2 separate regions of the Homo sapiens genome follow, and region 2 is linked to region 1. Evidence: chromatin contacts called from ENCODE Hi-C or POLR2A ChIA-PET data. All regions are on one chromosome and are shown on one strand. Each heading gives the region's core, a stretch centred on a gene start or an enhancer-like site at or near the end of the contact. The rest is flanking DNA. Distances are from core to core; before and after follow the strand shown.

Evidence for each region. Hi-C counts contacts between places; a loop is a spot of excess contacts on that map. ChIA-PET counts read pairs that join two places held with the same protein, here RNA polymerase II (POLR2A). Pooled maps may share reads with other maps.
Region 2: a loop to region 1 is called in a pooled map, with 2.1 times the contacts of the local background. The contact joins the promoter of CXCL17 here to the enhancer-like site in region 1. A Hi-C loop is called at or near these places in 6 of 50 pooled maps. POLR2A ChIA-PET finds 5 or more read pairs at or near these places in 2 of 52 experiments (K562 and activated CD4-positive, alpha-beta T cell).

Annotation. Positions count from the first base shown.
Region 1 is chr19:42,181,811-42,188,898 of GRCh38, reverse strand. It overlaps a transcript of POU2F2 not described here. Among named protein-coding and RNA genes, the nearest start is that of DEDD2, 32 kb to the left of the region's middle. Within about 2 kb of position 4,403, at least 7 of the 41 ENCODE cell types and tissues checked have a DNase peak (open chromatin) inside an H3K27ac peak, as active enhancers do.
Region 2 is chr19:42,439,496-42,446,583 of GRCh38, reverse strand. It overlaps CXCL17 (C-X-C motif chemokine ligand 17), which reads left to right and starts at 3,638. Exons shown (of 4, transcript NM_198477.3): 1 at 3,638-3,830. The coding sequence starts at 3,752. All of the region lies in intron 1 of LIPE-AS1 (LIPE antisense RNA 1), which reads right to left. RefSeq lists a silencer at 6,120-6,209.

The sequences.
Region 1 (7,088 bases), core at 3,154-5,653:
CTTCCTCCCTTCCTTCCTCTCTCCCTTTCTTTCTTTCTTTCTCTCTCTTTCCCTTTCTTTCTTTTTTCTTCCTCTCTCTTTTTCTTTCTTTCTCTTTCTTTCCCTCTCCCTTTCCTTCCCTCCCTCCCTCCCTTCCTTCCTTCCTCCTTCCCTCCCTTCTTTCCTTCTTCCCTTCCTCCCTCCCTCTCTCTGTCTTTCTTTCACTTTCTTTCTTTTTTTTTTTTTTTTTGAGATGAACTCTCTCTCGTCCCCCAGGCTGGAGTGCAATGGCGCAATCTCGGCTCACTGCAACCTCCGCCTCCTGGGTTCAAGCAATTCTCCTGCCTCAGCCTCCCGAGTAGCTGGGATTACAGGCATCTGCCACCACGCCCGGCTAATTTTTGTATTTTTAGTAGAGATGGGATTTCACCATGTTGGCCATACTGGTCTCAAACTCCTGACCTCAGGTGATCCACCCACCTCGGCCTCCCAAAGTGTTGGGATTACAGGCGTGAGCCTCTGCACCCGGCCCTTTTTTTCTTTTTTTTTTTTTGGAGACAAGGTCTCACTCTGTCACCCAGGTTGCAGTGCAGTGGCACCGTTTCAGCTCACTGCAACCTCTGCCTCCCAGACTTAGGTGATCCTCCCACCTCAGCCTCCTGAGTATCTGGGACCACAGGCACGCACCACCACGCCTGGCTAATTTTTTGTATTTTTGGTAGAGACGGGGTTTCACTATGTTGCCCAGGCTGGTCTCGAACTCCTGAGCTCAAGCGATCTGCCTGCCTTGGTCTCCGAAAGTGCCGGGATTATAGGCATGAGCCACTGCACCAGGCCATAGTCTTTTATAACCTAATCTCAGAAGTAATATCCCATCACTTTTGCCACATTCTATTCATGAGAAGTGAGTCACTTTTGAAATGAAATATAGAATGATTTAAAAAAGTCAAAAGGTTCAGCCCACGTTCAAGCAGAGGGCACCACACGAGGACATGAGTATCAGGAGGCAGGGGTCACTGGGACCTCTTAGGGGTGGCCTACCACAGCCTCCATAATGAAGCAGGCTCATGGTTCTCTTCTCTTCTCCCTGACAGCTTCTTCTGTGGTCCATTTAGGGACTTCATTTCTCTGCCCACCTGTTTTTTTTTTTTTTTTTTTGTGATGGAGTCTCGCTCTGTCGGTCAGACCGGAATGCAGTGGCATGATCTCGGCTCACTGCAACCTCCACCTCTGGGTTCAAGCTATTCTCCCTACCTCAGCCTCCCAAGTAGCTTGGATTACAGGCGCCCACCACCATGCCCAGCTAATTTTTGTAGTTTTAGTAGAGATGGGGTTTCACCATGTTTGCCAGGCTGATCTCAAACTCCTGATCTCAGGTGATCTGCCTGCCTTGGCCTCCCGAAGTGCTAGGATTACAAGCTTGAGCCACCTCACCTGGCCTGTTTTTTTTTTTTTTTTTTTTTGAGACAGAGTCTCACCTAGGCTGGAGTGCACAATCTCAGCTCACTGTAGCCTCCACCTCCTGGGTTCAAGTGATTCTCCTGTTTCGGCTTCAGCCTCCTGAGTAACTGGGATTACAGGCACCCTCCACCACGCCCGACTAATTTTTTGTATTTTTAGTAGAGACGGGGTTTCGCCATGTTGGCCAGGCTGGTGTTGAACTCCTGACCTCAGGTGATCCGCCCGCCTCGGCCTCCCAAAATGCTGGGATTACAGGCGTGAACCACTGCACCTGACCTCTGCCCACCTTTGAAATGTGGCACTTCTCCTGGGCTCTTTTCTGGGCTTAGAGCTCTTCACATTCGGCGTATTCTTCTTGAGGGACATCATCGACTCGTGATTTCAGCTATCAACTCTATGCTAATGATGTCCAGATCTTCAGCCCAGAGACCTCTCTCTATGACACTGCACACAACTGTATCCCAATATAGACTGAAGAACTAATATAACTCTTTGCTGGATCCAGGACATGTCTCATAGGCACCTCAGATATAAGAGGTTCAAGAAAGAACTTTGTCGAATAAGTTCTGTGCCTCCTCCTATTTTCTCCTGTCTCAATGAATGTCACCTCCATCCATCCGGGCATCCAAGTGAGAAACGTGGGCATCATCCTTGGCACCACCCTCTCCCTGACGCTCATATCCAAACATAAAGCCCTGCTGACTTGAGTTACCTCCGGGTTTTTTAAACCTGTTGCCTCCTTCATGTCCCTGATACCAATGTCAATACTGGCCATTAGCATCTCTTGCCTAGGCTATTGCAATAGCTTCCTGGTTTTTCCTGCTTTCATTCTTGTCCTCTCAGATTCATATTCTCAAAAATGCAAAGCTGCTCTTGATGAAAACCCATCAGCGGCTCCCCATGGCCTCCTAGATCAAAAGATACTTAATGATTGGGCCCCATCTAGCCTCTCCAGCAGCATTTTTCTCTTATGGTTTATGCTTTAGCAATCCCAACTGCCTCCCTGCACACAACCTACTCTTCCTCACCTGTGTGCTCTTGTTCATGCTTCCCTCCAATTTTAATGACTCCTTCAGAAGGACTATTTCCCCTTTAAAATTCTTTTTTTGTTTTTGTTTTTGTTTGAGATGGAGTCTCGCTCTGTCCAGCCAGGGTAGCCTGGCTGGAGTGCCGTGGCGCAATCTCGGCTCACTGCAAGCTCTGCCTCCCGGGTTCACACCATTCTCCTGCTTCAGCCTCCCAAGTAGCTGGGACTACAGACGCCCGCCACCACACCCGGCTAATTTTTTTTTTTGTATTTTCAGTAGAGATGGGGTTTCACTGTGTTAGCCAGGATGGTCTCAATCTCCTGACCTCATGATCCACCCGCCTCGGCGTCCCAGTCCCCTTTAAAATTCAAGAAAATGCCGGGTGTAGTTGTGCGCACCTATAGTCCCAGCTACTGGGGCGGCCGAGGCAGGAGGATAACATGAGCCCAGGAGTTCGAGTGTGCAGTGAGCCATAATAGTGCCACTGCACTCCAACCTGGGCAACAGAGTGAAACGGCATCTCAAAAATAAGTAAAATTCAATTTTCCCAGTCTAGTTTTGTGTCCTAGCACACTATAGTGTTGTGATTTATATATGCATTTGTGTCTCTTACTGGACCGTGAGCTTTCTTGATGGCAGGAATTGTGTCCTATTCCCCTTTGTGTCCCCGGTACCTTCTATGGAGGTCATACAAGTATAGATACTCAAGCTGTGTGTATTGGATGGATGAATGGATGAACTGGAGGTTTACATTAACATATGATTTTAAGTTGGTTCTTGGAGTCAAATAGAAGTTAGCCAGGGGGACAAGAGTGAGAAGGGCATTCCAGTTATAGGGAACTGCAAGTACAAAGGCCAAGAGGTTAAGGGCAGATTCAAGGAAGTGGTGGTGGTTTGGTGTGGTTGCAGTACAGGATGCATAGTGGTGCTCCCTGTAGAGGGAGGGGAGCCAGTTACTGTGAAGGGTCTGAAAAGCTGACTAAGGAGTTTGGCTTTTGTCCTGTGTGCAACAGGAAGTAAGAGTTTGAAGCAGGGGAGTGATTTGATCAGAGCCATATTGTAGAAACATTACCCCAGTAGCCAGTGTGGAGGATAGACTAGAAAGGGGGCAAGAGGGGAGACTGGGAGGCCAGGTAGTAAGGAGATTCATGGGCCAAGCAGGAGATGTGGAGGCCTGAACTAGGACACTGGGAGCAGGGAAGAGAGGAGGAGATGGATTTGAGAAATACTCGGTTGAACTCTATGAAATTCCCATTTTGTAAGAAAAAGCTGGGTGATATTGTCAATTTCATATGGTTTAAAATTTTAATATTAATGAAGTAAATGAACTGGATGGGATTTCAATCCTGATTGGATGTGAATATGAGGAAGAGGAAGGTGTCAAGGACAGGGACAATTTTTCTGACTTGAATGCTAGATTGGATGGAGTATCACCATGGGGAGTGGGAACCAAGGTCTAGGGGCATGGTAGAGAAGATGACATGATTAGATTAGACATGTTGATTTTGAGGTATTTTTGGAACCTCTAGGAGGTGGCTGGGTATCCTGATGTGAAGCTTAGGAGAGAGGGCTAAACTGGAGACAAATTTAGGGATTACCAGCATAGAGAAAGCAGTTGTGGGAGGGGATGATTCACCCTGGGAGAGCAGCCCAGACAGAGCTGGAGAACCAAGAGAGTGAGGTTTCTTAGATGCCAAGAGGATTTTGAAAAGATATTTGTGGCTGCATGCTGCAGAGGAGAGTCAGATAGGACTGAAAAGTGCTTGTAGGATTTAGCAAGGAGGAGACTGTCAGGGACAAGGGTGTGTCTTGGGGGGCAGTAGTGGGAGTGCCTTGGACTGGCCTCTGGAAGGGCATGCTGGGCCTGGACTTGGAGGTGTCCCTTCGTCCTTAGTCATGCATCACTTCAGCCACCAGGGGGCAGTGGCCACATGGAATCCAGGTTGGAGGGATTCACTGGGGCCCACAAACTCTTGGAGATGTGGGCAGGGTTGGGGGATAGGTCCAGAGCAGAGGCTGCTTCCTAATGGAGAGAGACATCCCCATGTGAAAAGAGCAGGGAGGAAGTTCTGGGAAGGGCGGCAGGAAGGAGACCTTTCTGTGGGGCAGACAGGAGGCCAATTAGAAATCCCCAGTCTTGGCCCAGAGCGGTGGCTCATGCCTGTAATCTTGGCACTTTGGGAGATCAAGGCCAGTAGATCGCTTAAGCCGAGGAGTTCAAGACCAGGCTGTGCAACATGGCAAAAACCTGTCTCTACCACAAAATACAAAAATTAGCAGGTTGTGGTGGTGCACGCCTGTCGTCCCAGCTACTCAGGAGGTTGAGGCAGGAGAAGGTCGAGGTGGCAGTGAGTTGTGATTGTGCCACTGCACTCCAGCCTGGATGACAGAGGGAGGAGAGAGACCCTGTCTCAAAAAAAAAAAAAAAAAAAAAATCCCCAGTCGTGTCTCATAGTTTCCTTCTCTCTGGGCCTTTTCAGGTGCAGGTGGGTTTTATTCAACATGGTACTTCGAATAGCAATGGATTTGTATTTTGAACCCTGATTTTCTTTGCACTCACTTCTTGATAGTCTTACTCTCCATTCTGTGTTCAAAACATAGTGAACTTTTTTCAGTTCTCACCTGCTTCCATGTGAAAGCTCTTCTTCCATGGGAACGCTTTCTCCATCCTGCCTCCTGTTTATCCTTCAGGTCTTATCTCAGGCATCACCTCTTCTCAGAAGCCTTCCGTCACTGCCCCATCCACCTCCTCTTGGCTCCCATAGAGCCCTATCTTGAGTCTTGAATATTCTGGCTGGTAATTATTTATTTATTTATTTGCAATCAGCTTTATTGTGATATAATTTGCATGCAATAAAATTCACCAGTTGTAAATGTACAGTTTAATGAGTTTACACACACACACAGTTGTGTAACCACCACCACAATCATGTTACAAAACATTTCCATTACCCTAAAAAGTTCCCTCCGGCGCCTTTGCTGTCAGTCCCCTCCTTCCACTGCAGCCCTTTTCAACCACTCATTTGCTTTTCCGTCACAGTAGTTTTGCTGTCTAGAATTTCATGTAAATGGAATCCTACAGTGTGTGGTCTTCTGCATCTCTCACTTTGGTTTTGAGGTACTTCTGTGTTGCTGTGTGTATCAGTAACTGTGTATTTATTGTTCATTCCCTCCCCCACCAACAACTTCAGATGAGGGTCTCTATGAGGGCAGAGTTGTGTCTCATTTGCATTTGTTTCTTCAGCTTACAGCATAGTGCTAATTCGTGATAGTATTCAGTATGCATGTCTTAAATGGAACCAAACTGAATGCTTGGGGAGAGTCAGCCTGGGAGAGCTTCTGAACCCGGGTGTGCATAAGGCAGGACCCATCTGCAAGATGCCTCATGGCCTTTTCATCCCACTCCAGCTGCTCCTCCATTTACTTTGGCTGGTTCTGCTCAGCAGGCCCTCACTTCTCTGCCCTTCTCTAACCTGCTTCCCTTTACCTGGTCTTCGATTCCCCGCTTGTGGTCTCAGGGCCCTGCTCCATTGCCTGCTCCAGCCTCCTCCTGGTCTTTGGAAGTCTCCACACCACTGAGCCCTGGCCTCCCTGAGCCTGCAAGTCTCTCCACTCCTCCTCCTGCCTGTCCCAGGACCCTACCCACTTCAGATGACTCCACATCTCAGTCCAGCTCTGCATACCTCTCTGTCTGTGCCTCCGGGTCCCTGTCTCTGGGCCCCTTCTAGGATGATGGAGACAGCTGGCTGCCCCATCCTAGGGAGCTAGGTTGTGATTCCTCTTCCTTTCTCTCTTTTGCTTCACCTTCATCCTCCGACTCGAACACCTTCCCATAGGAGGCCACTGGGGCAACCTCTAAATTTCATTCAGACCAGAAAAGCCTCTGTCTGTTTCTTATTTCTTTCCCTTCGGTCTTTATCTCCTTCTCCCATCTCCTTTCTCCTCTCCCCAGTCCCCTTCACTCTTCCTGATACCCTCACTCTGCTCTGCTCACCATTCACCTCCCTTCCTCCTCCTAGCTTCCTCTTTTCTCTCACACCCATTCTCCTCCTGTCCTTGTTCTCTTCCTTGCTCCCGCACCACATCTCCCTCTGCCTGTGTCCTCAGGGCCTCCTCCCTTCCTTCCATACATCCAGTTCCAGTTCCAGGTCTCTCTCTCTCTCTCTCTCTCTCTCTCTCTCTCTCTCTTTTGAGACAGAGTCTTGCTCTATCGCCCAGGGCAGTGCAGTGGAACAATCTTGGCTTACTGCAACCTCTGCCTCCTGAGTTCAAGTGATTCTTGTGCCTCAGCCTCCTGAATAACAGGTCTCTTCTTTTTGCTCCTTGTCCTTGCACCACTTTTTTCCTTCTCCCCAGTTTCTTCCCTTCCTGCTTTGTGTGCCTTCGTTTCCCTTATCTTACACCCTTTATCCTCAGAGATTATAAGGGAGCCCCAAGACTTGTAACCAAGACACCAAGATGTACACACACGCACACACATGGCCACAGATGCGCGAACAAATGTTTCATTAATGAACAAATGCATCTATCTAAAGGTATGTTCAAGGCCGGGAGTGTTGGCTCACGCCTGTAATCCCAGCACTTTGGGAGGCCGAGGTGGGTGGACCACCAGGTCAGGAG
Region 2 (7,088 bases), core at 2,389-4,888, 260 kb before region 1:
TGGCCGGGCACAGTGGCTCATGCCTGTAATCCCAGCACTTTGGGAGGCCAAGGTGGGTGGATCACCTGAGGTCAGGAGATCGAGATCAGCCTGACCAACATGGAGAAATCCTGTCTCTACTAAAAATACAAAAAAAAATAGCCAGGCATGGTGGCGCATGCCTGTAATCATAGCTACTTGGGAGGCTGAGGCAAGGAGAATTGCTTGAACCTGGGAAGCAGAGGTTGCGGTGAGCCAAGATTGTACCATTGCACTCCAGCCTGGGCAATAAGAACAAAACTTCGTCTCAAAAATAAAAATAAAAAAATAAAAAAACAACCTCTATGTGCCACCTACCCCATCTTCCCTCGGCCGTTTCCCACGTAGGGTCACCTGAAGCCCCACACCCACTGCTCACTTTCCCACGGGCAAGTGAAGTGCAGCAACCACAGCCTACACTCTGAATCCTAGGGGTGTTCCCCAGAGCAGCAGAGCCACAGGAACCCCATCCCCGTCCTGGCACCTCACCCCTATCTAGAAGCTGAACGCTGTATCAGCTGATCTGGGGGGACTGATTTTTCCTGCTCCTGCTGCTGCTTAGTCATCCCACACCTGTGCAGATGTCTACTTTTTATTCAGTTTTATTTTGTAAGAAATATTTATCGGATCCTGCTGTGTACTGTCACTGGAGAGACAAAGGTGAATCACACCTGGTCCCTGCCTCACAGAGCTCCAGGCTATGGATGAAACCCACTCAAAGTCAGACCATTACCATTCAGTGAGAAACACCGTGACAGACATCAGAAAAGGGTTTTCTTTTTAAAACAAGAAACAAAAAAGCTTTTTATAGAGACAGGGTCTCACCATGTTGCCCACACTGGTCTCAAACTCCTGGACCCAAGCCATCCTCCCACCTCAGCTTCCCAAAGTGCTGGGATTACAGGCACCCATCCAACACAGGCTTTTTGACGCATCTCACTAATCCCCTGTGAAAAATCTTCCACTCTTGGTTTCCTGGGGTCAGTTTTCTTCATTTCAAGCTCAAAGTGAAAAAGAGAATACAAATATCCCTGATGGTCCTTTGTGCGGTCACAGCTGGACCCGGTATGTCCTCCCGGTTAATCCAGGGTGCTCAGGGCTCCCATTTCACTCTGAACGTCCTCTCTCCTATCGGAGCTCACCACGTCTACACCTGCAGCAGCCAGGTAGCTGCACACTAATAGAAAATCCAGCAAGTCAGAAAACTTGATTTACTCCTGTAACTTTGAGGCTACTGACTGTGTTGTTGAACTAATCCTATAACTTCCCTGCACTTTAATTTCCATGTCTGTAAAGTGGGGCAGGTGGATTCGGTCACCCTAGGTGCCACTGTATAGTGAGAGCTCCTCAGAGACAGCAGCACACCTGATCTCAGCATCCACCATCTAGTAAATACCAGGCACACACTAGGCGCTCAAAGTCTCACTGAATGTATGTGTGAATAAATGACTATATGAGAGCCATGTGGATCATGGACAAAGTCAACAAATATTTTTGAATGTCTACCAAGTACACTGTAGAATAGGGAAATAAGTAACCCAGGCAGGGCGGTGTTTTCTCCCAAATTCCCCTTACCTCCTCCTGAGGAATGGAGGGCCTCTGTACATCAGAGAGACTCTTGACACAAATAATGTTCTTGAGATGCATCATAAGAAGTTGTGATGTTAACAAGAAAAAAGTCCATTTGTCTTGGGGGTGTTTTATATTAATAGACCTAACAGACCGGAAGCCCCCTCCAATGGGACACAGGATGCAACACCCACCCCAAGTGCATGGAGGGGAAACCAGAGGGAGCAGGACCTGGAAGAACAGAGGGGTAAAGAGACTGAGGCACGGGAGGTAGGTCTGAGGAGGAGCTCCCGGCCCCTGCGGTGGCCTGGGTGTGGACTGATGCAGAACTCAGCAGCATAAGTAAAGTGGCCGCACCAGGCTCCATTTGTACATGGGATGGTTTTTCAGTAAGATTTTCTTTCTGCTAATGGGCTACATTTTCGCACACTTTCTAATACATCAGGCCCAGTTAATGGGCTACAAAACAATCATTCCATTCAACAGTCATTTATAGAATACTCCCAAAGTGCCAGACCCTGTGTAAGTTCAAGCAATACAAAAATGAACACGAACAGCTCCTGTCCTCTAAAATCCCCATCCAATGAGCTCCAGGAGGCACCTCTCCTACAACACGCCCCTGCTCTGCACGGCCCTCCTCTCTGCCCTCCACCAACCCAAATCCTCCCCCAACTCCAGCTCAAGTTCCACCCAACCAAGTCCCTCTCAGTCCCCCTGCACTCCTGCCACTTTGAGAGATGACTGCACCCATATCTCTAGGCTTTATGAAATGGATGTCATCTCCCTGGTTTTAGAATTTTCCAGAAAGAAGCCACATCAGTGATTTGCATCAGAACAAGCTTAGGCCCACCCTGAGCCTTCAACTTGGACACAGGCTCAGTCATAGCAGTCCCTGGCCCCTGCAGTGCTTTATAAACACTGCAGTAGCAAAGTCCACAATCAACTCTGTGACAAGTCAACAGGCCGAGATAATTTGAAAACGTGGAGAAAAAAGAATGGTCAAACAAAACCAAAGGGCTTTGACTCATGCCTTTCCTCTTTCCTTCTCTCAGGGAAATAAAGTCACACCCCCTGCTCTCACTCCTGCCTGGAGGCTTCCAAAAAAAGGGCTCCCTTGTTAGCCTTCCCTTCAGCCCCCATGAATATCACCCAGCATTCAAGCCCAGCCTCTCCTCTCCCTTTGAGCACATTTCCTAAAGTCTCAAATAAATGTCAAGTTTAGTGAGTGCTGATATTCTATGCCCCTAATGTTTACTTCAAGTATTATTACCTTTCTTCTTTTGCCCGGGGCCATTTCCAAACAAGGGCTGGAGCCAGGCGCCCCAGCAGCTGGGCAAACACACTTCAGGGCTCCTTCCCTCCTGTGGCTCCTGTTTCTCAAACCCTCTGAGACCTAAAGCTCTGGGGGTCTCTTCCCCCAACCCAGTTCCCTCCCCTTTAGACCAGAACAACTAAGCCATGGCCACCTTCCCGATGGACACACAAGGAGGCCTGGTGTCACCCACTGCTCCAGGGGCGGTGTTCTCGGCAGGGGAGCTGCCTCTTGTCCCGGATCCTGCTCTGCTGCCATCTTATGTGGCTGCAGAATTGGAGGGAATTGTGAACAGAGAGAGGACAGGGCAACTTCCCAGGCAACAACACTACTATTGCCGATATTTTGCCAAGGATGGGAGCAGGAGCACAGAGGGGAAACAGACCTTGTCAAAGTCTCTTCTACCAACACTTAGTATCCACTTTCCTGCCAAATATTCAGATAGAGAGGGTCATTGAAAGGTATAAGGAAATCCAAGCAAGAAAAAAAGATTTGAGGAAGAAATCATGAGGCATTGGGGTGTGAGGAGGCGGGAAAGAGTACAGGAGAGAACTGGCACAGCTGCCAAGTTATCAGTCACCTTCTTATGTTCTTAAGAATGCTGAATTTCTTTTGTTTGACCAGTTTCACCTCCCAGATTCCCATAAAGCACATGGTCTAATCTGTTACGTAACAGCAAGACAGCGTCACCTCACCTGTTCTCGCCCTCAAATGGGAACGCTGGCCTGGGACTAAAGCATAGACCACCAGGCTGAGTATCCTGACCTGAGTCATCCCCAGGGATCAGGAGCCTCCAGCAGGGAACCTTCCATTATATTCTTCAAGCAACTTACAGCTGCACCGACAGTTGCGATGAAAGTTCTAATCTCTTCCCTCCTCCTGTTGCTGCCACTAATGCTGATGTCCATGGTCTCTAGCAGCCTGAATCCAGGTAAACAAGACTGTCTATGAAGGGGAAAACGGGGGGAGAAATGTGGCAAAACAGGCCACAGACACATCAAAATGCAGCTTCTCTTAGCTATGGGGGATGGGGCAAGTGAGCCTTTCTCAATGCCAGTTTCCTCCTTTACAAAAAAACAGCAAACTGTACTTACACCCAAACAATGTTGAGAGAGTTAAACGAGATATTGTATGTGAAAATATCTGCAACTGGCCGGGCGCGGTGGCTCACTCCTGTAATCCCAGCACTTTGGGAGGCCAAGGCAGGGCGGATTACAAGGTCAGGAGATCGAGACCATCCTGGCTAACACGGTGAAACTCCATCTCTACTAAAAATACAAAAAATTAGCCAGACCTGGTGGCACGCACCTGTAGTCCCAGCTACTCAGGAGGCTGAGGCCAGAGAATTGCTGGAACCCAGGAGGTGGAGGCTGCAGTGAGCCGAGACGGCACCACTGTACTCCAGCCTGGGTGACAGAGTGAGACTCCATCTCAAAAAAAAAAAAAAAAAAAAAAGGAAAGAAAAGAAAAGAAGATATCTGCAATTGTAGCTGATCCCCCTCACACACACGTACGTATGTATGTATATACTAGCTCAACAAAGATTTGCTCCCATGCCTTCTCCCCCAACACTTTTCCAAAAGAGTAACATAATTCTCATGGCTAAACTTAATGATGATGGTGGGAGAGTGTTGAAGGCAATGGTACCTTTATAGAAGATCAGGAAGTCCTTGCTTCTATTCTTTACAGTGCACTGGAATGCCACCAACATGTCTTAATGCTATTTACTGGTAACGTAATAAACTAGAAAAAGCCTGTCACCAGGTAGTGTCCATATTTGAAGCTTTATCCATAGCAAGCCCTGCTGTAACAGCTCACATTTTGGGAAGCCGACTTTAGCTTAGGGGTTCCAAATCTGCTCCAGCTTTCACTATAAAGTGGCCCAGCCCTGCACAGAGCAACCACGCAGAAAAGACCTGATCCCCATGTATATTTCCGCTTGTGAGCACCATCTCCCCAAAGGCCACTTTGAGGTGAAATGGCTATGTTACATACTCAGCATCAACTTGGTCCTAAAATCAGGAGGCATTCTCCCTTCTCCACCCCAATTTCCAACATCCCCTCCTTTGTAGAGAGAGTGCTCTGGAAGCTGTTAAGCCCCATAGCCCTAGGGCCTAGACCACTGTTCTGAAAGGGAAGACTTTTCCATCACTATGACAGACACCCAGGCTAGAGTCCTCTGCCTGGATTCAAAGCTGTAGCCCCAACCTGCCTTTCTAGTGTACCTCCCTCTACTCACTAAAAATACTATTTCTCCAACCAAACTAACCTGTTTGCCCTTCCCTGAACAGGTATTGTGTTTTTCCACCAGTTCAACTTTGCTCACACACCCAGCTCAAAACCACCTTCCCACAGCTTCCTTCAGTTCCTCCCACAGCCAGACATGTGGTCTCCCTCCTGAGCGCTGGCTTAGCCCTGCTGGACACTCTCTTCTTGCACTTATCATCTGCTGCCTTATATTGAGGGCCTTCATGTGCCTTTCCTGCCCCCACCCCCTGTCCTTCTAGGCTGCAAACTACTTGGTGACACAGACTGGTGCACTGTTTCCATATCCCTCACGCTATCCAGCTCAGTACTCAGCAAACATTAGCTAACTGCAAGAATGCATCCTCAGGTTGCTAAATCAAACCAGGGCTTCATAGCAGCTCTACTGACATTTGGGCTGAACAGTTCCTTGCGGTGGGGGCTGTTCTGTGTATTGTGAGATGTTCAGCAGCATCCGCGTGGCCTCTCTCCCCTACATGCCAATAGCAGCCTCCCCTCTCCCTCATCCAAACCCCTGTTATGGCAGCCAAAAATATCTCTAGACATCGCCAAATGACCCCGGAGGGGGAACCACCCTTGGTCAACAACCACTGCTCTACACCAATACTTCTCTGCATGGCCACACTTTTAGACTCACCTAGACCTTTACACTCAGCTTGGAAGTCAGGGGGACCTAGATCCTGGCTCTGCCACACACTTTGCAACCCTAGACAAGTCGCCTCACTTTTTTGAGTTTCAGTTTTATCATCTTAAAATGAAGAAAATACCACTTGTCACACACACTTGTGAAGATTAAATGATCCGCAGCGTGTCCTAGAAAGGGTTTAATAAATGGACTGAGTAGTTTCTAAGTCGCTCCTAAAGCACGAGGGTGAGGAACTGGGGAAAGCTCCCTGCGCCACCAGGGGGCGCCATCACAAACCACGTCGAGTGGGTGGCGGCCGGGCTCAAATCTTGTTTCCCAGCCAAGCAAAGTTTTGCAGTGCAGGCCTGAGTCTGAGCTACTTAGTGGCTAAAGGAAATAATAGCTCCTCCATCCCCAAAATAAATCTCAGAATAAAGTCTAATCTTATTTTATCTCTTAATCACATACATGCTCAATATGCTTTTCACAGGGTTAAGGGAAATAGAAATAAGTGAGAATATATGAGGTCATTAGGAAATAAATTACTTAAAATAACAGATTATTCATTAATTATAATATTATTTAATTATAAAATTACTTATAATATCAGACACATTAAGAACTCCTATATCACAAGCATTGTTCTAATCACTTCACACTTACTATCTCATTTGTCCTCACAAATCTAATGCATTTCTTACTTTTTCTTACTTTTCATTTTTCAGACTTTGAAAAATATTGTAAAAATAGAGTTCCAGTACAGCCTTCATCCAATTGTTTTCAAACAATATCTTATGTAACCATAATACAATTATCAAAACCAGGAGATTAGCACTGATACCATAATATTAACTAATCTACAAATGTTCAAATCTTGCTAATCATCCCACTCATGTCCTTTTTCTGCTCCAGACTCCAATCTGGGATCCCACTGAATAAAATGTCAGATCTCCTAGGTCTCCTCCAACCTGGGATAGTTTCTCAGTCTTTCCCTCTCTTTCAGGACCTTGACACTTTTGAAGAGTTCTAGCCAGTTGTTTTGTAGAATGCCCCCTGAATATGGGTTTGTCTGATATTTCCGGCTACACATTTTGGGCAAGAATACTTCAGAAGTGATGTATCCTTCTCTGGACATCCCAGCAAGAGCCCCAGGATGTCGATATCTCTCATTACTGATGAGGTTCACTTTAAGCACTTGGTTCAGGTGGTGTCTGCCAGGTTTCTCTACTGTAAAGTTACTATTCATCTTATTGTAATTAATAAGTATCTTGTGGAGAGACACTTTGGAAATATGTAAAT